Linked DNA regions of Homo sapiens: region 2 is linked to region 1. Evidence: read pairs that join two places in POLR2A ChIA-PET (ENCODE). Cell type or tissue: PC-9. All regions are shown on one strand. Each heading gives the region's core, and the rest is flanking DNA. Links, peaks and the distances in the headings are about the cores only. Region 1 has its middle 42 kb from the start of CEP78. Region 2 overlaps CEP78 (centrosomal protein 78).

Evidence for each region. ChIA-PET counts read pairs that join two places held together with the same protein. Peaks named below come from ENCODE experiments on the same cell type or tissue, not always from the same donor. Only the 100,000 strongest peaks of a DNase experiment are listed, where the experiment ranks them.
Region 2: POLR2A ChIA-PET joins it to region 1 with 9 read pairs; 3 of 35 experiments call an interaction of 5 or more read pairs at or near these places.

What each region holds. Positions count from the first base shown.
Region 1 is chr9:78,185,805-78,201,894 of GRCh38, forward strand. No RefSeq gene overlaps it. Among named protein-coding and RNA genes, the nearest start is that of CEP78, 42 kb to the right of the region's middle. In PC-9, for the core only: no CTCF peak of the experiment used is centred there; no DNase peak of the experiment used is centred there.
Region 2 is chr9:78,248,379-78,264,468 of GRCh38, forward strand. CEP78 (centrosomal protein 78) reads left to right here. Exons shown (of 17, transcript NM_001330691.3): 8 at 384-495; 9 at 3,530-3,665; 10 at 4,854-4,899; 11 at 6,458-6,586; 12 at 14,529-14,606; 13 at 15,772-15,938. Among named protein-coding and RNA genes, the nearest start is that of CEP78, 20 kb to the left of the region's middle. In PC-9, for the core only: no CTCF peak of the experiment used is centred there; no DNase peak of the experiment used is centred there; H3K27ac peaks cover 502 bases.

The DNA of each region.
Region 1 (16,090 bases), core at 5,015-10,014:
TTCAGACACCAGACCAACTTGGACTGTGCCCCAAAACACTTGTCATCCCTACTATCTTCTGTCTAGTCATACTCCTATTCACCATTCTCAACTACTCATACATGCTCTTGTTTACACCGTCAGTTTACACTGTTTCTCCAAGCCATTACAGCTGATATCTCCTGGTGCTATCCCCAAACTGCCACTCTTAACTCTTGAAGTAAATGAATAATCTTTGCTGGCAGGACTATGCTGAATATCCTTAGGCACTCTCTAATTAGATGTCCTGGGTCCTCCCAATTCTTAGACCTTTAATACCTGTTTTCCTCCTTCTCTTATTCCGTTTAGTTTTTCAATTCATACAAAACCGTATCCAGGCCATCACCAATAATTCTAAATGACAAATGTTTCTTCTAACAGTCCGACAATATCACCCCTTTCCACAAAATCTTCCTTCAGCTTAATCTCTCCCACTCTCGGTTCCCACGCCACCCCTAATCCCACTCGAAGCAGCCCTGAGAAACATCGCCCATTATCTCTCCAAACCATCCCCCAAAATTTTCGCCATCCAAACACTTTACCACTATTTTGTTTTATTTTTCTTATTAATATAAGAAGGCAGGAATGTCAGGCCTCTGAGCCCAAGCTAAGCCATCATATCCCCTGTGACCGGCACATACACATCCAGATGGCCGGTTCCTGCCTTAACAGATGACATTCCACCAAAAAAGAAATGAAAATGGCCTATTCCTGCCTTAACTGATGACATTATCTTGTGAAATTCCTTCTCCTGGCTCATCCTGGCTCAAAAGCTCCCCGACTGAGCACCTTGTGACCCCCACTCCTGCCCGCCAGAGAACAATACCCCTTTGACTGTAATTTTCCTTTACCTACCCAAATCTTATAAAACGGCCCCACCCCTATCTCCCTTCTCTGACTCTCTTTTTGGACTCAGCCCGCCTGCACCCAGGTGGTTAAAAAGCTTTATTGCTCACACAAAGCCTGTTTGGTGGTCTCTTCACATGGATGCGCATGAAGTTCGTCATTTTGGCGAATTACTGGAAGATGGTGGTTCTGGCTGAAAGGCAAAAAAAACAAAAACATAATTTTCTGTTCATTGAGAACATAGTTAAGAATATAGCTGTTAAATCATTCTTACTAATTGGATATTTTAATTTGCAATGTCTTATATTCTTATTTAAATTTTGAGAACTTGAAACTGGTATATCAATTTTCTTTTCTTTTTTTTTTTTTTTTTAGATTGAGTCTCACTCTGTCACCCAGGCTGGAGTGCAGTTGCACAACCTCGGCTCACTGCGACCTCTGCCTCCTGGTTGAAGCGATTCTCTTGCCTCAGCCTACCGAGTAGAGTAGCTGACACTACAGGCATGCGCCACCATGCCCAGCTAATTTTTGTATTTTTAGTAGAGATGAGGTTTCACCATGTTGACCAGGCTGGTCTTGAACTCCTGACCTCAGGGGATCTGCCTACCTCGGCCTCCCAAAGTGCTGTAATTACAGGTCTGAGCCACTGCACTCAGCAGATCAATTCTGACAGATATGTTACAGTTTGCTACAATTGCACATTTGTCCTCCCTTTTTCGTTTTCTCAAAGCATTCCTAACAGTATTTCCTTTATGTATTTTGGCTCTATGTCACTTGGGGCATGAAGGTTTGTAACTTTTATCTTCTTGGAGGATCCTACTTTTTCTCAATGAACCCTTCTTAGTTCAATTCTTTGCTTTTTAATTTTTATATGTTTAACTAAATATTGTAACACATTTGTTTTTTGTTAGTCTTTACCTAACAAAATAACTTTGTCCTTCCTTTTATTTTAACTTTCTGTTTTGTTTTGCTTTTATGTAACCCTTTTGGAAAGCCAGTATGGACTTTCATTATGTACATTTTATTCTTCCTGCTTATAGAATGCCACCTCCTCTTTACATCTGTACAAAGTGGCCTTGAAAAGCAGGGAAATTAGAAAAGAGAAGAAGAAACAAATTGGCATAAGTAAGAGTTTGTCTTTTCACAAGAAATTAGAGAAGTTTTAAGTGGCCCATTTGTCTTTATTTCAAAAGGGCTGCTAAGTCCATTTACAATTTGGACAATTGGGCTGAGGCAAAGACATCCTGGAAAGAGACCTAATCTAAAGAACTTTTCAAGAGCTGTGCTCAGTAGGCACGCATCAGGCTGTGGGAAGAGGCCTGGGCAGCCTCCCAACTTCCCTCCCTTCTGCCTTGAAGACCAGAAACCAGAAGTGAGAATAAGCAGGTTAAAAAAAAAAAAGTAAAGGGAATGTGGGGAGAGCCTGAAGTCAGAGTAAGAATACAAAGGAGGTCAAGGAAAGAAGAGGTTTAGACAAAAAACAAAAAACAAAAAACAAACAAACAAACAAGAAAGAAAGAAAAGAAAGACGGCCAGGCACGGTGCCTCACGCTTGTAATCCTGCCTGGCCAATATGGTGAAACCCTGCCTCTACAAAAAATACAAAAATTAGCTGGGCGTGGTGGCACATGCCTGCAATTAATACCAGTTCTCCATTTTAGGGCTCTGACAAGCTTCTGAAAGCCATATGGTTGTTGTTGAAGTCTCTCACAGAAAATACTAAAGTAAACCAGTTTGTTAGAATACTAAATAGTATTTAGTATTAGAATACCAGAGAGTATTTAGTATTAGAATACCAGAGAGTATTTAGTATTAGAATACCAGAGAGTATTTAGTATTAGAATACTAAAGAGTATTTAGTATTAGAATACTAAAGAATATTTCTTCTGGATGCCAGTGTCCAGTCACTTTCCATAATGCCAAATGGCCTCTCTACTAAAGAATATTTCTATGAAAGAAGTCTCTCATAGAAAATAGTAAAGTAAACCAGTGTATTAGAATCCCTCATTTTCCCTCATACTTCTTGTATGTGTGGTCCCATGTCCTCAGTTTCAGTTTGACAAAAGGCAGCCAGGAGTAAGTCAGGACTCTGGGCTTGGCCTCTTTGTTTTATTTGTACACCGGCAAAAAATTGCTGCTGAGTACAGATTCAAATACCTTTGTATGGTTGAGTGCTTTTTTTGTGTTCCTGGATGACTGAGGCCTATTTATTTTGGGAGGCATATTGTTATTCATTTCCATTAGAAAGTAGCAGAAAGAAGCCAGATCAATTTTGTCCCACAGAGGGGGAGCAATAAGTATTTCCAAAAAATATTTAGGAGGGAAGCTCAGTGATAAGCAGGAACATGTCAAGGAATATTGCATATTCTGTCTCCGGACGTTTGGAAGTGCTTAACGCCCAAGAAATCAGAAAAGCTTCTTGTGTGGTAAAGAAATGGCAATTTGAAAATAATCTATTTCTAAGTCTCAGTGTTGGTACCGTGAACCTACCAAGGGTCAGACATCTAAGTACAAAGGAAAGGGGAAATGAAAAATACAGAAGGAAAAGAACCCAATTTAGAAAAAAAGAGAGCCTATTCTGCTGAAGAATCACTGGACACAGATCTTGTATTAGGCAGCACACGTTTTCATTGAGAGTTGTTTGAATTACCAATAGGTTCCCAAGTGGAAGATCAGTTATAAACTGAGTCACATAAAACAAGAGATCTAAAGTAATGTGGTATACCCAATTTGTAGGGGATTGGCTTATGATTTCATTCTGAGTTTTAAATTTTTTACAGCCACTTTACTAAGCTAGAGAAACTGGTGGCTCCAGTGTGATTTTGTTTTTGAGCATTTCTTCAATACTCTCAACTGCGTGGTGATTAAAATAAATCTACCCCAAAAAAAGACAAAGTTCTCATGAATCCTAGACCAAAGGAACTTACATGAACTTCAAGCCAAAAGTCAGATGGATATATGACTCATAGCAATTCATGTGATTTCTGTGGACAATGACTGCCCAGTCTCTGACCACACTCCTCGAACGCTCCTCGAACAGTCTGTTCTCATGCTGCTGATAAAGACATACCTGATACTGGGTAATTTATAAAGAAAAAGAGGTTTAATGGACTCATAGTTCCACGTGGCTGGGGAGGCCTCACAATCATGGCAGAAGGCAAAAGCACATCTTTCATGGCAGCAGACAAGAGAGAACGAGAGCCAAGTGAAAGCAGAAAGCCCTTATAAAACCATTAGATCTCGTGAGGCTTGTTCACTACCATAAGTACAATATCGGGGAAACTGTCCCCATGATTCAGTTATCTCCCACTGGGTCCCTCCCACAAGTGGGAATTATGGGAGCTACAATTCAACTTGAGATTTGGGTGGGGACACAGCCAAACCATATCACTCTCCCTGAGATATACTTCTCCCTGTGCCAAGTATAAATCTGTTCAATTAAATTGAAACAGCAATCCTACTTTGAATAATCTATTCTATGGAAATAAAAGCACTAAGATTTAAGTCCAATAATGTTTACTGAAGCAAAGTTTATAATAGTAACAAGACTGGAAATAACCAAATAACCAATGGCCATGATTAGGAATGGTCAAATGAATGTTGGTACTTCTATTCTGTGGAATATTATGCAGCTATTTTAGAAGAGTTAGATCCTTACCTATTGATGGCAGTGTTGTGCATTTTACAGTTTTATAAGGTGAGAACAATTATTTCCCCCATTTTACTTTATAGATAAGAAACCTGAGTACAAAGATGGTTAAATAATTTGCCAAAGATACCAGAGCTAGTAAACAAGGACCCAGAATTTAAGCCCAATCAATTTGACTCTAGAACCTGTGCTTTTTATCCAGCTTACAAGTTTCAGAGAAATAGAAAGTAACGCAACATTCGAATAATAAACAACCCTCCAAATCATACAGTGTGTTTGTATAAATTTATATGACTGTGAAGAAAGGTGTGGAGAGATGCAACCAGATTATTAACATGGATTACCCTGGGGAGGCAGGTATGGGTGGGGACGAATGGAGTGGGAGAGCTTGTGAACTCTTTAAACATCTTTGCATTGTTCTCCAGGTTATAGACAGCACAAGTCTAATAGTTGTGTCTCTAGTCTAATTGATAAGGTTCTTTGTGCCCCACAATCTATTCCAGAATTCATTAATGCATCCCCAAAATATTTATTGAATATCTGCAATGAGGCCAGGAATAGTGATAGATGTAAGATATCTAGAAGAGCTTTACCCAAGTATGGAGATGGACAATAAAGTATGTGATAAGTGTTAGGACAGCAGTTTAAAAATGGGGGCATAGAGTTAACACAGGCAGGACTGAAGTATGGGGATAGCAACATTCTGGAACATTTCCCAAAAAAGTGGCACCAGACAGCTTTGGCTTGGCAAGCACCTATCATCACCTTGACTTGACTCATATTACCTCCTTTTCTTTCATTTGATCTTATTTAATTTCTTTTCAGTTTAGTTTCTGGCTTAGACAGGCAACAAGGTAAAGAGTCTGAGCTTTGGGGTCGGAAAGACCTGAGTTTGAAATAATTAACTAGTAAATTAATCTGTAATTTACTAGTTGTGAAGAACTTGGAACAAGGTGTGCTTATTTTCTCTAAACTTCCTATCCTTCATCTGTTAAAGGCTGATAATAATAACTACTTGTAGGCTAGGGTGAGTGTCCTGGGTTTTACTGCATTAAAACCCTTTCAAAATTTACAGGCTTAAAGCAACTACATTTTATGCATACATGTTGCTCATGAATCTGCAGGTTGGGTTGGGCTCAGTGGGGATAATTTACTCTTGTTATTCATACACAGCTTTAACTGGTATGGTTTGACTAGGGCTTGAGGATCCACTTCCCAAATGGTTTATTCTCAAAGCTAGCAAGTTGATACTCAGTCCTTTCCACATGGGTCTTTCGATGCTACTGCTTGGGCTTTTTACAATATGGTGGCTAGACTCTAAGAGCAAATGTTCCCCAAAATGGGAAATATGGGCTGCTAACGCTTTCCAGCCTGGGACCAAATAATACATGGACTCACTGTTGTATATGCCGTTGCTCAAAATAGTCACAGAGCCCATCCACCTTCAAGAGAAGTACACTGGAATATTTTGAGGAATACAACTGTATACAATCATGGCCAGAGAAATTTCCCAGGCAAAGAAATGAAGATGCTGGCAGTAGGAAGTTGGGTCTGCATGCACTGAAGAGTTAAGCTTGAGGGAACATGGACAGGGCACCGACATGGCACTACTGCCACCTGATCCATCCCAGAGTGTGAGCTCCTTCAGTTATAGAAATCTTGGACAGTGGGACAAAATAGGTGTTCAAGAAGTGATTCCAGAATGAATGAATGAATGAATGAATGAATGAATGAATGAATATAAGAGTATTCACCCTAAATATAAACAGAAAAGAAAACCTAGCACCTACCATGTCATTGAGCAAGGGTCAACAAACAATGATCAGGGGGCCAAATCTAGCTTACCACTTGCTTTTGTGAATAAAGTTTTATTTACAACAGTACCTATCTGTTTGTGTGTTATCTATGGCTGCTTGTATGTTACAATGGTAGAGTTGAATCATTGTGACAAAAACCTATGGCCCACAAAGCCAAAAATATTTATAGCAACCCTTTACTAATCCTTTACAATAAATGCTTGTAGACTCCTGACATAGAATATTGAAATCTGAGCAGTTTACATCCATATTTCTTATCATTTCTCCTTTATTTTCCTATTACTTTTGCCTTTTTTTCTTTTCTTTTTATTCATCTATTACTGTGTGCCCAAGGCTTAGGTATAGCTTAAGGGACAAGAAGAAATTTCACCCTAAGATCCAAAAAAAAAAAAAGAGTGATACCACTCTTATTCTAACAGATACAGCAACCACAATAGGGAAGAAGTGAACAGAGAAGGAAAAATCAGGGATGAAATGGAATTAATCAAATATGGTGTTGCTATTCAACAATTAGCTTGACTGCCCTTTTTGCAACAGGGCCTGACAGTGTCATATTTATACCACATTTGGTTGCCACTTGGCTAAGGAGCCTCAGCGGGGTACCAATTAGAGTTCTTAGTGGCAAACAATAGAAACACATTTTGGGCAATTGAGTCAGAAACTAATGTATTAAATGATATTTGGAAGCTTTCTTCATATCCAGGAAAGCTGAAGAAGCAGATCTAGAGGCTACGTAGCAAGAAACATCCAAAGTCCACAGAAGTGATCCCACATAGTCCACACTGCCCCCACTACTGGATAAGAAACTTAGCCAGTGGTAGTCTCATCACCCCTTCTGGACCTTTGACCTGGCTAAAGAAAACATCACTACTGCCTCTGGAAGGTGGAGGGGGCTCTCCCAGGATCAATCCCGATAATTGACTATGCACAGTCGCTGATTTCCTGACTCTTTGTGTTGCTAGTTACTGAGTCAAAGTCTGACTCCGAGCACTTGATTGCTGAGCTGTAGGTCAATGTTTGTGTTCTAGTTGTAAGGGAACCAGGGAAGGTGAGAATCTGGCTTCCAGAGTTGGAAGTATCTGTTCCCAACCCAGAAGATCCTGAACTTTTGAATTTTCCTTACTTTCTTAATGTTTTCATGTCCAGATTTTAGCAAGAGCTTTGAAAGGTGATTCAATGCTTAATTTTTTTATTCATCCTTAGCAATATTTACTAAGGGTGGGCTGCATGAAAGCAATAACCTATGCTTTGCTTGTGGCCACATATCTGGTCTGTGTCTGAGCATGGGCTCACCTCATCAACTACCACATATTAATGGAACACTTGTTGGCTGTGTTAAATTTGCCATTTCTCAACTAACTTTAAAAAGCTTCACTATTATATGAAGAAGAGAATAAGGATGTGAGATCAAGAAAAGGGGCTTTTTATTGTGTTTTTAATTTTTTTTTATTTGCTAAACAGTTGGAGGAAATACGAGCATGTTTTCCCACTCGTAGGAAAGACTCTGCATAGAGAGAAAGGTTGATGCTACATGGATAGAGGAGGAGCTATGGCTGGAGGCAAAGTATTCATGATATTATGATGGTACTATAGCCCAGGAACAAGGAATACCCATGTCATAGCTTGATATTCATCACTCTTCCCTACAGAATTCCCAATGGAGGTGTATTAGTCTGTTTTCACACTACCGATAAAAGCATACCTGAGACTGGGTAATTTATAAACAAAAAGAGGTTTAATGGACTCACAGCTCTATGCGGCTGGGGAGGCCTCTCAATCATGGCAGAAGGCAAAAGGTACATCTTACAGGGCAGAAGGCAAGAGAGAATAAGAACCAAGCAAAAGGGGTTTCCTCTTATAAAACCATCAGATCTCGTGAGACTTACTACCACAAGAACAGTATGGGGGAAACCACAACCATGATTCAATTATCTCCCACCCAGTCCCTCCCAGGACACATGGGAATTATGGGAGGTACAATTCAATATGAGATTTGGGATATCATAACAAGAGGGAACCAAATATGAAGAATAACCAGCAAAAGGGAAACCTATTATTCCTTCTTAAATCATTACACAGAATAGACAATGCAAGGCTTTCCCAAAACCTATGTTCAAAATCATGGCTAAGACCTGGAAACCTAAGTGAGACTTCCTGCTTCCTCACATGTAAGCAACACACTCAAGTGTATTTGCAAAGGAAGTATGGCCCATACCCCGGTTCACTTACATACATATTCTCATGGCATAGAAAAAAGCGAAGAGCAGTGTTTCACAATTGGCACTAATGACATTTTGGAGCAGATAATTCTTTGTTGGGGTAGGTGGGGAAGTACTGACCTGTTCTGTGTAGGATTTTCAGCAGCATACCTAGCTTCTACCCACTAAATGACAGTAGCACACCCACCTCTCCCAGTTGTGATAACCTAAAATATCTCTAGACGTTGACAAATGTCCCCTGGGGGCCAAAATCCCCCCGCGAAACTAGAGGAGAACAGAATGGTTGGCGGGTCTCTGGGAAGTAGATTCCACTTTGTTCTGAGGCAGGAAAGCAAGAGAATAGTTCCTTTGTGGGTGCATAGTTTTAGAATGCAGTACTTCTACCCACAAGTAAAAAGACCCTTGATGATGGCCGGGCACAGTGGCTCATGCTTATAATCCCAGCACTTTGGGAGGGCCATGGCGGGCAGATGACTTGAGGTCAGGAGTTCGAGACCAGCCTTGCCAATATGGCGAAACCCTGTGTCTACTAAAAATATAAAAATTAGCTGGCATGATGGTGCACGCCTATAATCCCAGCTACTTGGGAGGCTGAGGCAGGAGAATCGGGAGAATTGTTTGAACCTGGGAGGTGGAGGTTGCAGTGAGCCAAGATTGCAGCACTGCACTCCAGCCTCCAGCCTGGGTGACAGAGCAAGACTCCATCTCAAAAACAAAACAAAACAAAACAAAACAAAACAAAACAAAACAAAACACCACTTGATGAAAGCCCAGGGGGTCTTACCATGTTGACTAAAATCTCTATTCTTGGCTAGGCACGGTGGCTCATGCCTATAGTCCTAGCTACCCAGTAGGCTGAGGTGGGAGGATCCCTTGAGCCTAGGAGGTTGAGCCTGCAGTGAGCTCTTATGGTGTCACTGCACTCCAGCCTGGGTGACAGAGCAAGACCCTGTCTCTCTCTCTCTCTCTAAAAAAAATAAAAATAAAAAAATTTGAAGAAGAAGACCATGAAAAAACCCCTCCCTTTATCCTTCTGAGGGAACAGGTGGGCAGAGATAGCTAAAGAGTCCCCTCCACGTTCATCTTCATTTCCTATTGCCTCTCATCCCCCAGGGATGGCAAACAGATTAAGGTCCATGGACAGTGGGATATCCTCCACTCATACAGGGATAGGGTGAGGGTTCCTGGGACACTAAAATTAAGAAAGTCCCAGGCGGCTGGGCGTGGTGGCTCATGCCTGTAATCCCAGCACTTTGAGAAACCGAGGTGGGTGGATCACGAGGTCAGGAGTTTAAGACCAGCCTGGCCAACATGGTGAAACCCCATCTCTACTAAAAAAGTACAAAAATTAGCTGGGCGTGGTGCCGCATGCCTGTAATCCCAGCTACTTGGGAGTTTGAGGTAGGAGAATCTCTTGAACCCAGGAGACGGAGGTTGCAGTGAGCCAAGACCGCGTCACTGTACTCCAGCCTGGAGACAGAGCGAGACTCCATCTCAAAAAAAAAAAAAAAAAAAAAAAGGAAAAAGTCCCAGGCAAACAGGATCAGTTGGTCAGAGCCCTACAGTATTGTAAAGTAGCTTGGTTCCACCAGACTTGGAGAAATTTCCCCAATATTATACCTGGCTTCTACCCACTAGATGACATTATATTATGTCGTCTCTTATCCCTTAGAACCCTCCTAGAATCTGTTTAACTATTGCCCCCAGAAGTCCCTGAAGTGAGTCACAACAGTATATTAAGTTAACTTAAAGGTTGCAGATTATTTAAGGGAAAAAATTCACTCCTATTCTATTTTCTATTTCCTGTGCACAATCATGATGTTCAGACTGGCTCACTGGAGTTTATTCCACAAGCCTAAGTAATGCAATAAAGAATGCCCCAAACTTGAAACAATATGAACATTCTCCCATTTAATTCACTAGAGAGAAATTAAAGCTGAGAAACAGAATCTATCTCCTTTGGTTGAAATTAAAATCTAAAAGAAATTATGGTCTCTTATTCTCACCATCCTCACTTCTTATTTTCTTTGCTCTCAGCTGGAGTTGCTAAACTCAGATGGAGTTTCAATTCCTTTTTCAGAAGCTGTGGCCTGGAACATCTTCCGCTGGGATGGGTGGAGCTCCCTCAAACACCTCTAAAACAGGACTAATCCAAACCCATTTGTCTCACCACTCTGGTTTTCTGACACTCATAAGGATCAGCAGAACATGCAAGAACATCAGTGGGTTAGCCTATGCCCACAAAATAAAGCAAATAAGGAGTCATGACAGCAGTTTGCTTCCAAGCAAAGTTATTCCTCTAGATTTCAGCAGATGGTATAATCGAGACCGCCTTGCTGTTGGCAGTCAAAGAACATAGCAGACACTCAATGTTTTCTTGGGAAAGGTGGGTAGACAAAGAAAACAAGAGAGAGAAAATAGAAGACATGTTTCAGATTCTGCCTGTCTTGACTGTATGACGAACACCTGTTTCATGAGATGATCACATTCCATTTTGGGGTTTGAAGCAAACCTGCATCCTGGAGGCACAGTGTTTGGGCACAAGCTTTTAAATTTCCTCTTCAGCTCTTGAATTTTTAAGAATGACACTGAGTTTTTTCCTCTACATCAACCTGACTAATATATGGGTTTCCAATTCTCTTTACATATTCATTATTTAAAACAAGATCACCCTTATGCCAACCCCTAGCTCCAGCCCACCACAATTGATCCCACAGACTGGACTCACATCTAAGATTTGAGCTTATGAAATGAACAAGTTAGAACCGGCACGAGACCATATGCTGGTGGAGACCATGATGGGGAGGGGCCAGGTGGTAAATTTCAGGACCTAGGGACAAGCCACTTGAATCCAAAGCTGAATTCCACAGTGATTTTCTTTTCCTTGACTTCTCTTCAAAACAGCAAAAAGAGAAACTAGATTTGGAACTAACATTCTAGTGTACTGAGAATTTAAATTCCAAATATTTTACACATTAGTGTTCTCAAGTTCTTAGGAATGAAATGACTTTTACAGATTAAAATACTGGCCCACCATCCTGCCTGAGAAATACAATAAAGGGGAAAAAAAGCTCTGGTGAAAAATTCTTTAAAAATTACTCCTCTTGCCAGACCTAAAACATTTATATATGGAAGTTCCGTTTTGAGATGAGCATTTTCTGGCTCCAAAGTCTCTCTTTTCCTAAAAACTAATATTAATTTGAGTTACAGTATCAGCTGTCACAGGTGCACCAAGGACCTCATTCTTCCCTATGTGATACTTTGCCCCCAATACTCATTCTTATGTAGATATCCACATGACCCTCACTGGTAGTCAATATGTATGGGCTTTGGGAAGGAGGGATTTTGTATGCTGTAATGATGGCATTACTGCCAAGAATCAAAGGGTCCTTTCTGGATGCTCACTTCTCCCCCTTGTGGGACTTCAGACCAAATATATGCAAGAAGCAATAACCAAATAGAAAACAAAATAATTTTCTATTATTGTTTTGTTGTCCAGGCCTGGAGTGCTTGACGTCAATATAAATAGAAGCAAGAATCATATACAACCATAAACCTATACTTGTGTATTGTGCAGGCCTGAAGATATGCCACCATACTTCAAAAACCCTCAGGGATTTCTGGAAGATCCAAGAGGGAAAAGATTGATGACAAAACCCATGAGAGCTGAGCAACTCTCAACTTCCTATGAGAAAAAAAGTGAATACTACAACAAGAGCCTTGGAATATTCCCAAACTCAGAAATAGTTGTAGTTAAGAGAAAGAGTTACTCATGAGAAAACTGATTGCATGAAAGAGGCTCTAAACTCAACAAATACAACTAATCTTCATGGACGTAGAGTCAATACGGAGAATAGATGAAAAATATAGACAGTAACTTTAGATGAACTTGGCAAGACATGCTATCAAGGAAAAGAAGGCTATTGTGAAAAATAAGCACTCAGGAATTTTGTAAATTAAAGACATAATTGCTGAAACACAAAATTATACTCGATGAAGGGCTGAGTAGCAGGAAGGACACTGCTGAAGACAGAATTAGTAAAGTGGAATGTCAATCTACCTTATTTGTGCAGAATGTGTAAAAGATAAAAAATGAAAGATGTTAGAGAAAAGATAAGAGACTCAGAGGATAGATCCCTGGTGCTCTAATGTCTCAGCTTTAGGAGTAGAATGAAAGAAAGAAAGAATCAAAGAATAGAAAAATCTTCCTGCCTTGGGAAAAGCCTTGAACATTCAGATTAGAAGGTTTGTCTACTAAATGGTAAGCCAGAAAAATAATTAAAAATACCTATAAAAATAGTGAAAACACCTACAAATGCCTAGTAAAATTTTAAGTACAAAATGAATATCCTATGTTACTCAGAGAGAATAAAAAAGTACAAAGGAGATAGAATCAAATTGATCTGTAACTCATTTAAAGTACAGTATGCAAGAGGGAGAAGGAATATGTCCTCAAATTTCTGTGGGAATTCTGGTCCACAGTTCTTCTTTAATCTAAAGCAGTATTTACGGATGATTGAGGAAGAAACATTTTCCATAAAATTTATCATCCGTAATTATTTTATAAAAAATTAAGAAAGAATGTGCTCCAGGAAGAATAAAGAGAGGTAACACATGGAAGAAAAGAAGCAGTAGTGAGCAAAAATATATCACTGTATCTAAAAAATTGGGGCTTCTTTCTTTTTTTTTTTTTGAGATGGAGTTTCACTCTTGTTGCCCAGCCTGTTGTACAGTGGCACCATCTCGGCTCACTGCAACCTCCGCCCCCCAAGTTCAAGCGATTCTCCTGTCTCAGTCTCCCAAGTAGCTGGGATTACAGGAGTGCACCACCATGCCTGGCAAATTTTGTATTTGTAGTAGAGATAGGGTTTCACCCCATGTTGGCCAGGCCGGTCTCAAACTCCTGACCTTAGGTACTCTGCCCGCCTTGGCCTCCTAAATTGCTGAGATTACAAGCATGAGTCACCATGCCCAGTCTTCTTTCTTTCGAGATGGAGTCTTGCTTTGTTGCCTAGGCCTGGAGTGCTTAATGTCAATATAAATAGAAGTATAATATAAAGAAAATTTGATAACTAAACTTAAATTTCTACATCTTTTCAGAAAAACATGGATGGTCTTGGAAGCAGTGCTTGGGTAGGGTTGTACTGGGAAGATTAGAGAGAGGTTATGGATCCTGAAGATTTTTCATGCTGATAGAAGAATGTAATTTAACATTTTTATTAAAGATTAATTGTTTAGGAACTTTTTAAGAAAAATTTTGAATTCTGACACATATCTGTCCAAAAAGTTTTCAGATAAGAGATTTTGGACCTACAAGTAATTTTTAAGGTATGGCAACAGTTTTTCTGTCATGGTATATAAGTGCTGTGTTCTGGATAACATTAAAAATTACTTCAAGATAGTGTTCTGCAACTGAGTCATAAAAAGATACTCTTCCCTGCCCCATAAAAGCTATCTTTGTTAAAAGACTACTAGATCAGTGTTTCCCAAAGGGTGGTCTGAGGACCACCTGCCTCAGATGCTCTGAAATGCATTACAGATTTTGGGCCACATTGCAAACTTTCTAAATAAGCTTCTGTGAGTGAGGCTTGGAATTTGAGGTTCATCTTCCTTGGAACTCCCAAAGTTCTTTACATATATCTTCCTTATGTCATTTACCTCCCTCTGCTTTGTGTTTTGTTTTTGTATTATCTCTTCTCCATTACAAGATTCGAAGGTCATCAAGGCAGCAAACATCCTTGAATACTCTGCAGCTTGTAGCATATTGCCTTTTGCAGAGATATGCACTGACATACACAATTGTTTCTTCACAACATTATCACCTGTCGAAGTCCAAAAGGAATTGGTTTGTTCAAATAGAATCCTGTGCAAAGAGTTATTTCAGTAAATGTTTGGAAATGAGGGTTTTTTTTTTTGTTTGTTTGTTTTTGCTATTTTTGTTGAAAACAAAAGATGAATTATGGAAAACACTACCTCACCATGATCATTCTCCATTAAAGTTGAAGTTGTTTAAATTTAAGCATATGTAAACTGAATGCATTAATACAATGAAAATAAATACCCTATTGTATCTACAAAGGAGAGGGTGTAAAATAGATTATGGGAGAAATATAACCTCCTCCAAAATAAGCAGAGTGATATACCCTAGAAGAAATTCCAGACCTTGGCCATGTAGTCATCCTCAATCCTTTTTCATGGTTAATGCCAACAGTAGAGGGGATATGTTTGTAGCTTCCTTGTAGATCCTAGACCCAAGAAAAGATGAGGGGAATAGTGAGGTAAAGAACTATTTACCGGGGGAGGGCTGGCAAGATAGTCAAATAGGAAGAGATCCAGTCTGCAGCTCCCAGCAAGACCAACGCAGAAGGTGAGCGATTTCTGCATTTCCAACTGAGGTACCCGGTTCATCTCACTGGGACTGGTTAGACAGTGGGTACAGCCCACGGAGGGTGAGCAGAAGCAGGGTGGGGCGTCACCTCACCTGGGAAGAGCAAGGTGTCAGGGAACTACCTCCCCTAGCCAAGGGAAGCTGTGAGGGACTGTGCTGTAAGTGCTATCTGGCCCAGATACTATGCTTTTCCCATAGTCTTCGCAACCTGCAGACCAGGAGGTTCCCTTGGGTGCCTACACCACCAGGGCCCTGGGTTTCAAGCACAAAGCTGGGCAGCCATTTGGGCAGATACCAAGCTAGCTGCAGGAGTTTTTTTTCATACCCCAGTGGCACCTGGAATGCCAGCAAGACAGAACCGTTCATTCCCCTGGAAAGGGGGCTAAAGCCAGTGAGCCAAGTGGTCTTGCTCAGTGGATACCACCCCCACGGAGCCTAGCAAGCTAAGATCCACTGGCTTGAAATTCTCACTGCCAGCACAGCAGTCTGAAGTCAACCTGGGATGCTTGAGCTTGGTGCGGGGAGGAGCGTTCACCATTACTGAGGTTTGAGTAGGCGGTTTTCCCCTCACAGTGTAAACAAAGCCTACAGGAAGTTCGAACTGGGCGGAGCCCACCGCAGCATGGCAAAGCTGCAGTAGCCAGACTGTCTCTCTAGATTCCTCCTCTCTGGGCAGGGCATCTCTGAAAGAAAGGCAGCATCTCCCTGGGACAGAGCACCTGGGGGAAGGGGCGGCTATGGGCACAGCTTCAGCAGACTTAAACGTTCCTGCCTGTCGGCTCTGCAGAGAGCAGCGGATCTCCCAGCACAGCCCTCGAGCTCTGCTAAGGGACAGACTGCCTCCTCAAGTGGGTCCCTGACCTCCGTGCCTCCTGAGTAAGAGACACCTCCCAGCAGGGGTCGACAGACACCTCATACAGGAGAGCTCTGGCTGGCATCTGGCGGATGCCCCTCTGGGATGAAGCTTCCAGAGGAAGGAACAGACAATCTTTGCTGTTCTGCAATCATTGCTGTTCTGCAGCCTCCGCTGGTGATACCCAGGCAAACAGGGTCTGGCGTGGACCTCCAACAAACTCCAGCAGACCTGCAGAAGAGGGGCCTAACTGTTAGAAGGAAAACTAACAAACAGAAGGCAATAACATCAACAAAAAGG
Region 2 (16,090 bases), core at 107-5,106, 58 kb after region 1:
GAAAGAATTCTTATTTAATTGCTTTTCTTCTGGGATCTCACTGTACTGCCCAGCCTGGCCTCAAACTTCTGAGCTCCAGTGATCTTCCCCCTTCCCAGCTTCCTAGGTAGCTAGGACTGTAGGTATATATCGTTGTGCCCAGCTTTTCGTCTGTTTTTAATAAAATGAAACTATTAAGGCACTTTTCTGCCATCTTAAATTTACAGTCAAATCAAATGTCTTTTCTGTTTTTGTAAATACCGTATGATTCTTTAATTTTGGGTCCCAGAACTGCTGATTGCAAACCTTTTATTAACATAGAGTATCTTAACAATTTCCATTTAAGATGTAGCCCTCATAAATGATCTGTAACTGAAATATAGTGTTTATTCTGTCTCTTTTAGTACCAGTGGATAACTTCTCCATCAGTGAAGGAACCATCCAAAACTGCTAAACAGAAAAGGAGAACTATAATTCTAGGAAGTGGTCACAAAGGAAAAGCTACTATTAGAATTGGTAACCTTTTCTGTCTTGGCTTTTTAATGCTACTAGTGTTCTAGTGTGTTAAAATTAAAATCTCTTCTCATTGTATGATATTGACAGTAACAACCAATATTGACTCCGTGCATATTATGAGGTCTGTAATTGTTCTGATAAGATTATGAGAATTTATGGAATGTAGAAATAGTAAATGAATCATTAGGAAAGGGATGCTAGTGCTTCCATTTAAAAAATTACCCTTATTTGTTTTTCATACAATATTCATCATTTTGGATATGTTTTCTGATTCATGATTACTTTTGATACTTTGCAATTGAAATTTGGGATGCACTTTGATGACAGTTTTAGCAGTGCTTTTGTATGATTTTGTTGTTAATGAAGAATTATCCTTTCATACGATAGAAAACAAAATTTCTTCCCAGTTCCATTTTTTTTCCCTTGTTTCCTCCTCCTTCCTTGCAAATTCTTACCCAAAGTTGTTGAATTAGGTAGCACCTTGCTTCTTTCAATGATGAAATAACCTTAAAATATATGTAATCCTTATAAAACAATACTGCAGGTAAGTTTATTACCCAGAGATGGAACATTTTAGACAAACATTCCCTAAATGTTTGCTATTTATGGTTTATTTAATCTGCCAAATAATAGTCTAGAATTTTGAAATTGTCTATAATTTTGTGACCAAGAATAATGAAAAAAGACTTTATAAACTGTTTATCAGCTAATGGCATAAATTTTACATTCTCCTGAATACATAAATTTGGTATAATCTAGTTCTACTGATATTTTCTTTTTTTTTTTAAAGAGTCTTTAACTTTTGTAGAACACATTATCTTTAGTCATAAGTAGCCTTTTTTTACTGATAAGAATGAGTGACAGTGGAATAAGTTAAGCCAAATCTAATGTGAAAGTGACCTTTTCTTGTAAGTAACTTTGAATTTTGAAACAGTAAAACCATGAAGACTACTACAGAGAAAAAAATTAATGTTTTTATGTTTATAATCTGCCAGTTTCCCAGAAAAAGGTTTGTGGTGACTTTAGTTCATACCCTGTACATTAAGATCACCAAACAATTAACACCAGATAATCTTTTATTTGGATGCTACTTTAAATTTTTGAAGGATATCACTTGACTTAATATCACTGAACTGTACACTTAAAAATGGCTAAGATATAAAACAATTTAACATAAAATATAAAACATTAGAAATTCTATAATTTTAGTAGCTAGTGGTATATAATTGGACATCATTGAATGAGAATAAAAAACAAAAATCTTTTTTCTTAGCATGATTAAAGAAATTGGAAATGTGACTGAAGTTTACAAGCTCACTGAGCTATTTTAAGAGTAACTTTATTTCTTGGGCTTTTTTTGTATTTGCCTCAGTAATTTGGAGACACAGAGGTAAGCCAAATCAGTGTCTGGCTTTATATTTAATAGTTAGGTGTCAGTGAGTATAGGGGTTATATAATTTATGTAAATTATGTCACATTCATATTGCAATTACGTGTGCAGACAGAAGATAGGAAACTTTATAATTTTTTTCATCTAACAAGATAAGTAAATTAGTTTGGTTTTAATTAAAATTTATATTTGCGGCCGGGCACGGTGGCTCACGCCTGTAATCCCAGCACTTTGGGAGGCCGAGGCGGGTGGATTGCCTGAGCTCAGGAGTTGGAGACCAGCCTGGGCAACACAGTAAAACCCTGTCTCTACTAAAATACAAAAAATTAGCCGGGCGTGGCGGCGTGCACCTGTAATCCAAGCTCCTCGAAAGGCTAAGGCAGAAGAATTGCTTGGACCTGGGAGGCGGAGGTTGCAGTGAGCTAAGATTGTGCCACTGCACTCCAGCCTGGGCGACAGAGCGAGACTCTTGTCTCCAAAGAAAAAAAAAATTTATATTTGCATTACTTTCTACACATACTACAAACAATACACAGTAACTTTTTTTTAGGATAATTAAAAACAGCACACAATGAACTGAGCTCCTATATATTTATAAGACGTGTATAAATTTGTCCAGAGAAATTGCACAGCACAATGTGGTAATTATCAATAAGTTACACCACGGGAAATATTTGTCCTGTATTACCAAATACATGTTCTTGTAGATGCTGTCCTAAAGCTGCTAAAGTAGATCTTACGTAGTAAAATAGATTGGAAGGATAAATATAACCGTTTTAATAAAGTTATATTATTTGTTCTCAGTGATATCAGAAACAATTATATATTTAAGTGTGAATTTTATTAATATTAATAGGTAGGTCTAGCTTTTACTACCAAATATTTCTTTAAAAAAACTTGACTCTTTAAACTGAAATGTAGGATAAGACTTTATACTTCGTTCTATTATCCAGTAGGTTTCATTTGTTTTCTTTGTGTTCTGTAAAAGCAAATGAACACTGAAGGTGGACAGACTTATAGGCGGCAACATTGGCTCACCTACTACCCAGCTACCTTCAGTCTTACAACTTGGATAGTTTTTACATGATAAAATTAATCCAGCTACCTTTAGTCTTACAACTTGAATACCTTTTACATGATAAAATTAATCTCAAATTGAAATTTTTTTCCAATTCAGAAGGTTCTGTTTGGTAGGAGTCATGGGTGTATCTATGTTCTGTCCTTGAGATTCAGGAATGCCAAAAATATTCTGAGATTTAATAACTTAAAATTTCTGCATAATGCATAATGAAATGTATCACGTATAATCTTTCATTCTTTGGGTTACATGTTTTATTTACCTTTGCGTGCTCTGCATGTCTCATATATTCAACTTATATTTTAGTTAAAGTGATAACTTGTTACTCTAGACAACTTATATTTTTATATATTTATTACTTATATTTAAGTATATTAAAAATATATTTATTCTTATATTTATTACTGGCCTGTGTAAAAAGGTATTTACAAATTGATCCTGATTTAATGGACTTGGTGTCATTGTCAGGTGCCCATTTGTATTCTTTTAAGAGTATGCACATGTGCCTATTCATCTGTAGACCTTTAGTGCATCTTGATTCTTTCTTTTTAACACTTCTCAAGTAGGATTGGCTACAAAGAAACCTGTAAGTAGTGGCAGAAAACACTCCCTTGGTAAAGAATATTATGCGCCCGCACCTCTTCCACCTGGTGTGTCTGGTTTCTTGCCGTGGCGTACTGCAGAACGTGCAAAAAGACACAGGTAGGGTATTTTTATTTCCTATCTTTTAGGATAAAAATGGGATTCAAAATTCTTTATTTTGGAGCTTCTATTATGTGAGAGTTCTCTGCTTATGTCTGTAGGGTAAAAATGACTCATGTGGCTTCTGCCTCATGAATCCTTTAAGGAAGAAAAACAAAAAATAATCCTAAGTAGGGTTTCAAGTTATTAAGTGTCACAGCAAGCTGTATCCCTGTGGGAGTCCAGAGGAAACTGAAATTATCTCCAATTGTGCAGGTGAGAAAAGGTTTCATTTAAAGTATGTGCAGTTAAACCAAGTCCTATAGGGCAGAAATAGGAATTTGGATATTTAAGACTGGGGAAAGGGCATTGTAAAGCATAGGAAATTGTTCAATGCAAAATGATAGGAAGTGTTGATTAGACTTAATCTAACTCAGCCAACTGGCCTAACTCATTTTAGTGAATCAAACCAGATATAACTAGTTTTAGCCAGTTACCTAGGTGATAGCTATTCATAGTAATTTTTGTCAGAAAAGTCTTTTAAAAATGTTGTACTATAATTTTATGCTTAATAAATGAATTAGATTACTATAAATTATTTTCGAATGACTGACTTTTAGTATTCAAGAAATTGGAGATTAACAATTGCTTAAGAAAACAAAGAGGATTGAATTTAAATAGGACTGGAAATAGGTGCTATGTAAAATATCTGTTCAATTGCTCAGATTAAATTGAATATGTATAATCTTTGTTAGGCAACTGATGACTATACTTATTTCACAACTGGTAATGTGAATTATTATTGCATAAACTATAGTGCTGAGGCCCCAGTCTTTACACTTCCATTTAATAACTTCACAGTTTCATATCTTCTTGAGATACTTACTAATTTCAAGTCCCATCTTGGTCACAAGGAGTTGTGAATTAGAGAACAATTAATATCACCAGTTAAAGAAGTTAGATTAGAAATCTGAACCATCCTAAACATAAGAAGTACCTGCATCTTCAGAGTCTTATCCCAAAGCCGTTCTGCTAAATTGTTCAATTTTCTCCATAGCAGAGCTTTCCAGGCCCTTATTTGGAAGTGATTTATCTCTATGCACAGTTATGTATGGATAGTATACATAATACTAGCAAGTGTTATTACCTAGTGTTAACTGGTGGTGTATTTACATCAAAATATAACTTAATTTATCGATATCTTTTTAGGGGTTTCCCATTAATCAAAACACGTGATATATGTAATCAGTTGCAGGTACGTAGTTACCATGTTTATAATATGTAGGGGATTGGAATGGGAAGGGTGGAAGATCATTCTCTGTGCTCTTTAAATTGAATAGAGTCGTAAGAAACATTTCCCTCCCTGAAGTAAATTCTTTAAAAATTTTCTGGGTTCTCCCGGTGCCACAGTATAGGCGTGTGGATATGTCACACAATGGAGGCCTTGTGGTTTCATCTGTGTAGACAGGAAGTCATTTCTCTGGGTCCACAAATCAGCTGTTGCCTCCAGCAAAACAAATTTGACCACCATTTCTCACCCGACACATGGAGCTATCATAGTCAAGAATGTCCTTAAGTTTAAAAGAAATGTTCTTGGGGGATACATATTTTATATGTATATATATATTTCCAGATTCTAAAGCTAAAACAAAGCAACCAGTCCTAAAGCCTCTGCTTTCTCAGAGCTTTTCTTTCTCCCTTGTCAGGATCAAACACATTCCCTGTCATTCTGCATCATGGTATTAGAGCAAGTGAATTCTGTCAGAGTATCAGATTTTCCTTTTCAGTTGTTTTTAGAGACCGTAATTTCTCTGTAAAAGATAGCACTACTGAGATGAAGGAGCACCTGTGTGTCCGTACTGCCCCTCGCATAGCCAAAAGTAGGGGCGTGCATCTCATTCTACCGTCTAGGATTTTCAGGTACTGCAGGATTTATGCTTGTAGTTGATACTGCATTCTCATGACTTCTCTTCTGTACAGTTATGTATCCCGGCACTTTTCTTTTTGATCTGTGGACTTTTTATGGGATTGTGACACAGTCAATTTTGAAATATTTGGAAACGTATTGGACAACATTCCAGTGGCATTGAAACTTGACAGGAGAATTGCGTTGTTATTACAGTAGTTTTGGCTTAAGAATGAGGAAAAGATGAGGTTTTTGATGTCTCAGTTTTAGTTGTGTGCATGTATTTGGTTAATTTTTTTTTTAATTCTAGTTTTTATTTTGTAGAGACAGGGTCTTGCTATGTTGCTCAGGCTGGTCTCGAACTTCTGACCTTAAGCAGTACTCCTGCCTTGGCCTCCCATAGTGCTGGGATTACAGGCCATTCTAGTGTTTATTATTCACAATTTAAATTATTCTTCCAATTCTTTGTGAGGCCTCCACGGATGAATTTTTTCTCCTAAAAATCGTCCTGTCTTTAAGACTCTGTGTGTGATGGTAGAGAATAAATTTCTCATCTGCAGTTGATCTGAGAAAAAATGTTTATCCTGCCTCCTTGCTTGGTTTATGTGAAAAAAGTGTAATAAAATAATATGGGTTATTTTCGGAAAGATTTTATGTAAAAAAGAAAAAAAAAATATGGGCGATTCCAGTATTAATTATAAACCTTATATGAGAGAATTATTTCAGTGACATAGCAAGAATAAGTTAGTGTCTTTTTACTTTGTTATTGATTGTGTTAGACTAAGGAGTAGTGATAGACATTTATAGAGAATGACTTAACACTTCAGAAAGATCACTTTGATTAGATGTCCTTTAGTATTTGGTATTCGGTTTATATTATTATACAATCTTGTCCTCTTTTTTTAAGCAACCAGGTTTTCCTGTGACTGTGACAGTAGAGAGTCCTTCATCCTCTGAAGTTGAAGAGGTTGATGATTCTTCAGAGAGTGTTCATGAAGTGCCTGAGAAAACTAGTATAGAACAAGAAGCATTACAGGTACAAAGCTATCACTTTAAAGATATGGAGAAGATCATTTCAAACTCTAGTTAGTTTTTGGTGAAAGCTTGATTATGAACTGGACAGCTTGCATGGGAATTCTGTTTTCGCCTTCCTTCTATCTCATATCCCTTGAATGGTTCTTTATCTTAGAACAAGGTAAAAGGGAGGACGTCTGCACTCTAAGAAATAAAAATTGAAACATGTCATCAGTAATATATTTTCCTTTCCTTAGAATCATAGAATATTAATTAGATTTAGGGAAGGCCTTAATAATCATAAGATAAACTCAAAGAAATTAAGCACTGAATGAATGTAACCAGCTGATTCAGGGCTCTTTGGGAGGCCTTATCTTTTTGTGTGTGCTAGGAAGTCCACAATTAATTTTTAAAAATTAATACAATTTTCTTTTATATGAAACTTACAAATATAGAAGTAATTATCCTTTTTTTATATACTTACATGTAGCTTATAAACAACAGGAATGTATGTCTCACAGTTCTGGAGGCAGGAGAGTCCAAGATCAAGGCTCAGGCAGATTTGGTGTCTGGCGAGGGCCTGCTTTCTGGTTCATAGATGGCTTTTCACCATGTCCTCACATGGTGGAAGGGCAGTTATCTTATTTTTATGTGACTATGGAAATCACTTTTTGATTTTCAAAAAATGAAGCCTGATTTTCATTTTTTAAATTAAAATTAGTGATATTTATATAGAGAAATTTTAAGATAATTACAAAAATGATAGAATATTAGAGGGAAAAATCTATAGATAATGTAGAATTGTCCCTATTATAAATGAGCACCTTTTGTTTGTAGCACCTAAGTGGTTTATTACTAAGTTCCAGAGGAAAAACAAAATCCTAGAATGTCTGATTCATGTTCATTATTGTTTTAAATGTGTTGTATTTATTTTCTTCACCAGGGGATTAGGAAATTTTATTCTAAAAGTGATTATAGCCATTGGGGAGACCAAGAAGGTTAGGAAATACAACTTGGGAATTTCTGATTCAAGATGCACTGAGAATTCTCTTAGCTCTTTTCTATTTTAAGAACTCCATAAAACGATATTATCAAAATTTCTAACATACGTAAGCCTACAATAATCAAGATAATTGAAGAGATTTCAACATATTTTTGAAATAGAGATGACAGATGGAAATGAGTATGAAACCGATGCAGTAGAACAGAGGAAAACCATCGCCTAGAATATACACAGGGGAAGCCTACAGCTCAGAGGGTATCTAATCTAACTCCAGAAACAGCTCCATACACAGATATGCATATAGGAAAAAGGAAGGGAGCTAGAAATGTGACTAACATGGAGGGAGCTCCTTGACAGTTTGTATATGGAAGAGTTGACTCCTAGCCTTACCTTCACTCTCCTGAAATGAGATCATTTGGCTTTGAAAAACAGTAAAGTAACTGGGGAGAACTAGGGTAGATAGTGTGGATTTTGCACCCTAGAAAAGGGTAGCTGAGAATATCCTGCCATACTGGCTACCCACTTCTTCATGCATAACAGAAGCTAGTCATCAGCTCCCAGTGATCCTCTGCTCCCTTATTTTTTTTTTTTTTTTTTTTTTTTTTGAGATGGAGTCTCGCTCTGTCGCCCAGGCTGGAATGCAGTGGCGGGATCTCGGCTCACTGCAAGCTCCGCCTTCCGGGTTCACGCCATTCTCCTGCCTCAGCCTCCCAAGTAGCCTTATTCTTAAATAGAAAATAACCATGGTTCACCTGAGAGTTGAGTAAAACTCACAACTTGACAGGGAAAATAAAAGATGAAAAATATGTCCTGATAGGACCAGAGCTGATTAAAAGAACAAAAATACTTTAAGAAAAAAACTCTACTTAACATCCTTAGGTTTGTTAAGCACAAGTACAAAAGAAAGATACAGTGCCTGTAAAAAAGAAATAGGGTGTTGTTTAAAAAGGAATAGCAGAAAGCAAGGGTGGTCTCTTGGAAATTATAATGGTTGAAATAAATTCAGTAGGAATTAAGGAAATTTCTCAGTAGATAGAACAGAAAGGCAGGAATGGAAAATACAACAGAAATCATATGCTAGTGAGGTTGCATCTAGGAGGTCTAACATGTTACTGTAAGAAATCTCAGAGGACAGAAAAAAATGGATGGAAGGAAATTACAAAAAAAAAAACTATAAGAAAGTTTACCTTAGATAGACACATGTAAGTAGACAGTCTTCACTGTAAAATTTCAAGATACTGAGGAAAGAAAGAAATCCCAAGAGAAAAATACCGGTCACTTAAAAACCATAAAAACCAGACTTTATTATACTTCTCATCAGCTACCATGGATCCTGGAATTAGAAAGATACCTCCAAAGTTTTAAAATAATTGACAACCTGGAGATTCCCATCCAGCCAAACTGTCAATCTAAGTGGGGGCTGAATAGGACATTTTGGACCTCCTGCGCTATACTTTTTCTTGTTATTTGAAAACATAGTCCCGCAAAATGAGGGTATAAACCAAGAAGGAAGATAATAGGATATCAGGGATCAGTGGTTTCAGTGTGGAGAGCAGCGGGTCTGGATTTGAGAGGCTTCCATTGGTTGTGTGACTGAGAGCTTAAAAAATCCTTGAAGCATGTTACTATGTATTAGGCACTGTTAGAATGAGGGAGGGGGAAAGAGAGAGGAGAAAAGAGGGAAGGAGGGAATCAAACTCCAGAGGAGAAAGTTCTGTTGGCATGAACATAAAACAAATTAAACTATGGCAGATTTTTGAGCTACCACTGATGTACAAAAGGGAAAAAAATCCACTTGAGCTTGTCCGCCCTTTTCAGTGGCACAGCAGTCGGTGACCACCTATCTAATTTGTTGTACAAACCAGAACACTTTTCAATAGTGTAAGCAGGTGCTGTTAACACTAACATCAAGACAAGGGTTGTAAACTGGAACAGTCCAGGGCAACTTAAGATAGGCGGTCACTCTATACAAGGGCTGTGGCACTGAAACTGTATAGAAGGCGGTGTAACCTGTATATACACAAGAGTTACAATATAACTCTGCAGTAGGCAGTATTAATTTAATCGTAGTAATGGAAATACTGCCGTGGTCTGTAGCTTTGATTATCAATTTGCATGTGATAGCAAAAATAACTAGCTTGTATCAGATTTAGCACGTATTGGACACTGTTCTAAGTGTTTTGCTTATATTAATTCATTTGATCCTCAGAATAACCTGTGGTAGGTGTTACTATTAGTCCTACTTTTCAGAAAAGAAGCTAAATTTAAGTAAGCCCAAGCTGTACTTAAATTTAGAGTTGGATCAGGGATTTGAGCTTAAGCTTTCTGCCTGTTCTCTTAAACACTGATCTATCTGTCTCTCAAAAAACAAACAGCTCTGCATATAGAACAGAATATAAATATTAACTTTAACAGTGTAAAAGCTAAGTTTGGAAGGTGGACACAGGTGGAAAGAAGGGACAAAAGTATACATGTCCCTATTTTACAAAGCAGGGCATTGAGAGAATTTAGAGTTGATAAACAATTTAAATTTTTAAGTAATGTATATCACTAGAAGTTGAAGAGATCATGACCAATGGAAAAACTAATGGTGATAACAACTTTATTGAGAGGAGTGGCTATAAGTAAGTAAATAAGTAAGAATGAACCAAACTCTTACTTAGTAAAGCAGGAAGTTAGTAAATAATGTCTAAAATCCGGTCATGTAGTTACCTAATACGTTATTTAGAACTAGAGAAGGATTAAAAAGAAGAATGGTTGACTTAAACCTCACACACAAAAAAATCCAAGTAGCCCATAAGTATGGAAAAGTGTTCAGCCATATAGGTAATCAGAGAAAAATGAACTGAAATCAGTATGAGATGCAACTACACTCCTATCAGATTGGCAAAAAATAAAATTTTATAGTGGCAGGTATTGTAGATCTGGAGTGTAATAAGAATCTTCCACCCTGCTTACACCGGAAGTATAAGTGAGCACACCTACTTTGGAAAGCGTTTAGCATTGTCTATCAATGGAAAGTATATAAATACGTTGGGACCCAACAAGTCATCTGAGGGTATATGCACCAGAAAAACAGGTGCAAAAGGGTCCACGTGCATTATTTGTAATAGTCCAACCTGAAAACAACCCGATGTCCATTAAGAATTAAAAATTAGATTGCATTTGTACACTGAGAAAACTATAAAAGTAATAAAATTGAATGAACAAGAGCTACAGGCAACAACAGATGAATTGTAAGAACAATGTTGAAAGAAAGAAGATGCAGAAGTGTGCATTCACTATGATTCCCTTTGCATAAAGTTAGAAGTAGGCAAAACTAGATTGTTAGGGATGCATGCATATAAAGGAAATGATCATTAGGAAAATGAGGACGGTGTTTAATTCTGGGAGAAGGAGAGGGGCTTGTGATGAGTAGAAGATATGGGGGATTTCAGAGATGCTAGCTAGTTGTACTTGCAAACTTGGGTATATGGTTACATGAGTATTCCCTGATAGTGTGTTTTATGCACTTTTCAGTATGTATAGCATATTTTGTGATTTAAAAAACCTGCTTAAAGAAATGGTTGCCTCTGGGAAGCTGGATGTGTGAGTGAGGAGGAGATTAACTTTCATTTTAAGCTCTTCTCTACTAATTCTGTTCGTATGTTTATTCATTTTGCGTTGATCATATTTTGTACACCAGGCACTCTTCTCAGTTTTATATGTGTGTTAATTTACTCCTTTCAAGAGCCCTATGATACATGAATTTATCTCCATTTTATAGATGAGGAAATTAAGACCTAGAGTTACTGAACTTGCCCAAGGTTATACAGCTGATGGGTAGGGCCAGAACTTTGCCTCAGAGAATCTGAATTTCCAAAAAATAACCTAAAAGAGAAATTTAAGTACTAATTAGTAAGCAAAGAAATGCACATTTAAGGAAGACAGTGCACATTTAAGGAAGACAGTAACCTTTTATCTATTAGAGAAAAACACACATTCTGTCTTTAACACACACATAAATCTTATATTGGCAGGGATTTTCTTTATTCAGCAATTATTTATTGGTTGTCTGCTTTGTGGTACACATAAATGCTGGGGATAAACACTTAATAAAATATACTTCCTTCTCTTGAATATCTTGCACTTTAAGTGGGAAGGTAAGTCAACAGAGTAGAGGTGATATATCCAAGTGATAGACTGTTTCATTGCCAGTAGCAGTATAAAATCTTAGAAATCTTTTGGAAAGCAATTTGGATGTAAGTATTGCAGAGCCTTAAAAATGTTTATTTGCTTTGACCTAAAATTCCTTTTTTATTTATTGCAAGAAAATTATTCTAAATATGGGAGAACAAAACCTTCATGCTTAAAAGTGGTTATTTTATCTTATAATGTTGAAAGTTGGAAACAGTCTTGTTAGCCATAAAGGAATGATTACATGAACCAGTAAGCTGGCTCAGTAGAATATTTTATTTAGCCCACTAAAAAAGTCAAAGTTGGCCAGGTGCGGTGGCTCACGCCTGTAATCCCAGCACTTTGGGAGGCCAAGGCAGGTGGATCATGAGTTCAGGAGATCGAGACCATCCTGGCTAACATGGTGAAACCCTGTCTCTACTAAAAATACAAAAAATTAGCTGTGCGTGGTGGCGGACACCTGTAGTCCCAGCTACTCAGGAGGCTGAAGCAGGAGAATGGTGTGAACCTGGGAGGTGGAGCTTGCAGTGAGCCGAGATCAGGCCACTGTACTCCAGCCTAGGCGACAGAGCGAGACTCCATCTCAAAAAAAAAAAAAAAAAAAGTCAGAGTTATGAGTTCTCTGATTCAGTGTTAAATGGAAGAATGTCTAACATAAAATTGGATATACAGTCTTCCCTCAGCATACTCGGGTTATTCCATGACCCCATCCTCCAGCATATACCCAAATCCATGCAGGCATGCTCAGGCCCCACAGTTGACCTGTGGAACCAGGGTATATAAAAAGTCAGTCCTCCTTATGAACTTTTGCGTTGGAGAATACTTGTTTTTGTTTGTTTGTTTGTTTTGAGATGGAGTCTCGCTCTGTTGCCAGGCTGGAGTGCAGTGGCGCAATCTCAGCTCACTGCAACCTCTGCCTCCCGGGTTCAAGTGATTCTCCTGCCTCCGCCTCCCGAGTAGCTGGGATTACAGGTGCGCACCACCACACCCAGCTAATTTTTATATTTTTAGTAGAGACGGGGTTTCACCATGTTGGCCTCAATTTCCTGACCTTGTGATCTGCCTGCCTCGGCCTCCCAAAGTGCTGGGATTACAGGCATGAGCCACCGTGCTCAGCCAGAATACTGTATTTTTGATCTGCATTTGGTTGAAAAAAATCTGCATATAATGGGCCTGCATACTTCAAGCCCTTGATATTCAAGGGTTGTTGTACAGGATAACATTTGATATTTCTGGGGTTGTGTTCCAGAAAAAATATAAACTTTTCCATGGGTAGAAGGGAGAAAGGGGAGCAGCTGTCAGGGAGGAAAATTACTACAACACTTTATCATTAGTCGTTTTTAAGTAGTGGAATGTTAAGTGATTTTACTTTCTAATTGTTTCATTTCATATTTCCTTATTTTCTTTAAGGAGCATGAATTACTCTTTAAAGGAGTAATGAGGAGGGAACTTTCATAAATATGTAACATTATGTTCTCACTTCCTCCACTAGAGGGAGAAACAATTTCATGTAATTGTGCTTTGATGTGATTTTTAGAACTAGTTAGGAATGGAGGATTTTATTCTTCTTTCTCCAATTGTGATAAGTTTTTTGCTTATTTCCATGTTTGGTTAGAAGTTCTTTGATAACAGTTCTAAATATTAAAACCATTATATAAATAATAAGTAGAGGAATTTTGCAATTTCTTTTTCCTTTTTCCCATAAAAACTTGGTTGGCTTTAACTGATAATGAAACATTAAAGAATTTGTAGTTATTAGGGCATTTACTGATTTTTCAAATGTGTTCTGAGTATAAAAATATATGCCCTTTGAGAAAATTTTTGAAAATCGTGAAAAACATTGAGGGAAATAAAAACCACCTCTGCATGGTACACACACCTGGATATTTTGTAATTTGCCCTTTTATCTTAAAAAGATATCAAAATATTTTGTCACATCATTGAATGCTCTTCCACATCAGAGAATCTTACTTAGCTTATGGACCATCTCCCAAGAAAAACGACCATTCATTAACTCTGGTTAAGACCCATATCATTGTTTTTAGTGGCTCCATAGAGCATTTCATCATAGGGATGTGCTATTTTTTTTTTTTTTTTTACCAATCACAATTTGGAGGCTTTTAGTTGTAAACAGTCCTGTGACATTATGTTGGTAGATAAATCTTTGTCCACATGTTTGGTGATTTCCTTAAGGTAAATTCCCAGACATTGAATTGGTAGTATTTACTAAAGATTACTCCAGAAAGTGGCACCAATTTCCTTTTCTAATGTAAGTGTATGGTAGAGTTCCTTCCCTCAACACTCTGGAGGAATTGGAGAATCTCCATCATGTCTAATTCCTTTTGTATTTCAATCTTTACCAGAAAGAGCCCTGTCCCTTTTAATTGGTTACTTGACTTTTAATTTGCTGTTACATAATTCAGGTGTGTTAAGTGTGTTAATAGGGCTTCCTATTATAAGGGATCCACAAATAAGAATAGAATTTCTTTTTCATAGCCTTAATTTTTATTTGACTCAATAAATATATGTGTATGCCTTCTATGGTGAGCTGTCATAAATTTATTTTGGAAAGAGTGGAAATAAATCTGTAATGTGCGAATCTGATGTTTTTGGTAATTAATTTCCCTAGCATGGTATGATATTATACAAGCAGTAGGCTATAATCCTGATATCTGAGTTCACTTCTGGCTCTGTCCCTAAACACTTGGTGAGCTCAACAGCTGGAAGAGTTTTGGGGATCATATTGGGAATTAATTATAATATTTACTTTATTACTTAATACTAGGAAAAACTGGAGGAGTGCCTAAAGCAGTTAAAGGAAGAAAGAGTGATAAGGCTTAAGGTTGATAAACGAGTCAGTGAGGTAAATAAAAGTTTTCTTACCTTTTGAGAGTTTTTTGTTTTGGTTTTGGTTTAACTTTAAGTCATACATACACACACTTTATAAACTTTAAAATGAGAAAATATAGTGTATTGCAAATGGTCACAGTATGTTAATGTTTGTATTTACTTATATTTGGTGACCGTGTGATCTGTATTCCAAAAAGCATGTTTTTTAAAAATGTAAAAATTGTAGTTTGTTTTCTTTTCCTCTGTTTTTATATGACTGGAGCTTATTTTCTGTTCATGATGCATCAATTCAAGAATGCATTTATTAGGCTTATACTGTATATACAATTGCGTAAAAGATGGGGATGAGACTATCTACTGAAGGGGAATTAGGAAAATGAATAAATAAGGTAAAAGATAATGGAAAACCGGTAAGAATGCAATGAAAGATAAAAATCTATACCATGAGGACTAAATTAGGTGAATGTGCATAAGAGCAGGGCATAAACTAGAAAGTTCTACATAACTATAATTTATTATTACAAAGCAAGTTTAAGGAGGAATTTTTGAAAGTATATGCATTGGTTTGAAAGACAGTTAATCATTCAATAAAGGTTGAGCACCTGATTGTATAAGGCAAAAGGTGCTTTGTGAACACAGTGGCCTTTCTGAGAAATACTAGAGTTAGACTTATGTGTAGTATTAGATAAATAGATTTGGTGTACAGGAGAGTACATATTTTCAAGAAGCAAAGGGGCAATATTGGTAATTGTACAGTTAGTAAATTGGGTATGATTTAGGACTTTTAAATTTATATATTAAGTATTTTACTGGCAAAAATTAGTCCTTAACAGCCAAATTGTAAAATGCTTACTCTTTATTTCATTGTCTAATTTAAGGGAAACCTTAAACAGCTAATTTTTAAATATAGAATGATCCAGGTATGTATTTAAGCTGTTAGAAATGTGATCTTTTTGAAAGATAATTAATGAAATACTATTTATATTATTTATGTAGGAGGTTTTGTCAGTTATCTCCAGGTTTTGATTGTTATTTAATATGGTCTGTCTTTACTGGTAGAGAGTTAGATTAACTGCAAATTAATTACATTTTTAAAATGTTTTATTTTAGTTTCATAAAAACTATTTTGGTGATAATGAGAGAAAATCATGTCACACATTTTCAATCTTCTTTTATAGCTGGAACATGAAAATGCCCAGTTAAGAAATATAAATTTCTCTTTGTCTGAAGCCCTTCATGCACAGTCATTGACAAATATGATCCTGGATGATGAAGGTGTTTTGGGCAGCATTGAGAATTCTTTTCAGAAGTTTCATGCTTTCTTGGATCTCCTTAAAGATGCTGGGTTAGTTACTTTCTCCCTATGACATTCGTCCCTCCATGACTTTAATGGTGTTTTGCTGAGGAACTTGAGCAATTTTTATAGCTTTCTGAAGTCATATTTACTGTGTAATTATAAGTAATACACTTGATTTTTTAAATGTGGAATTAATTTTA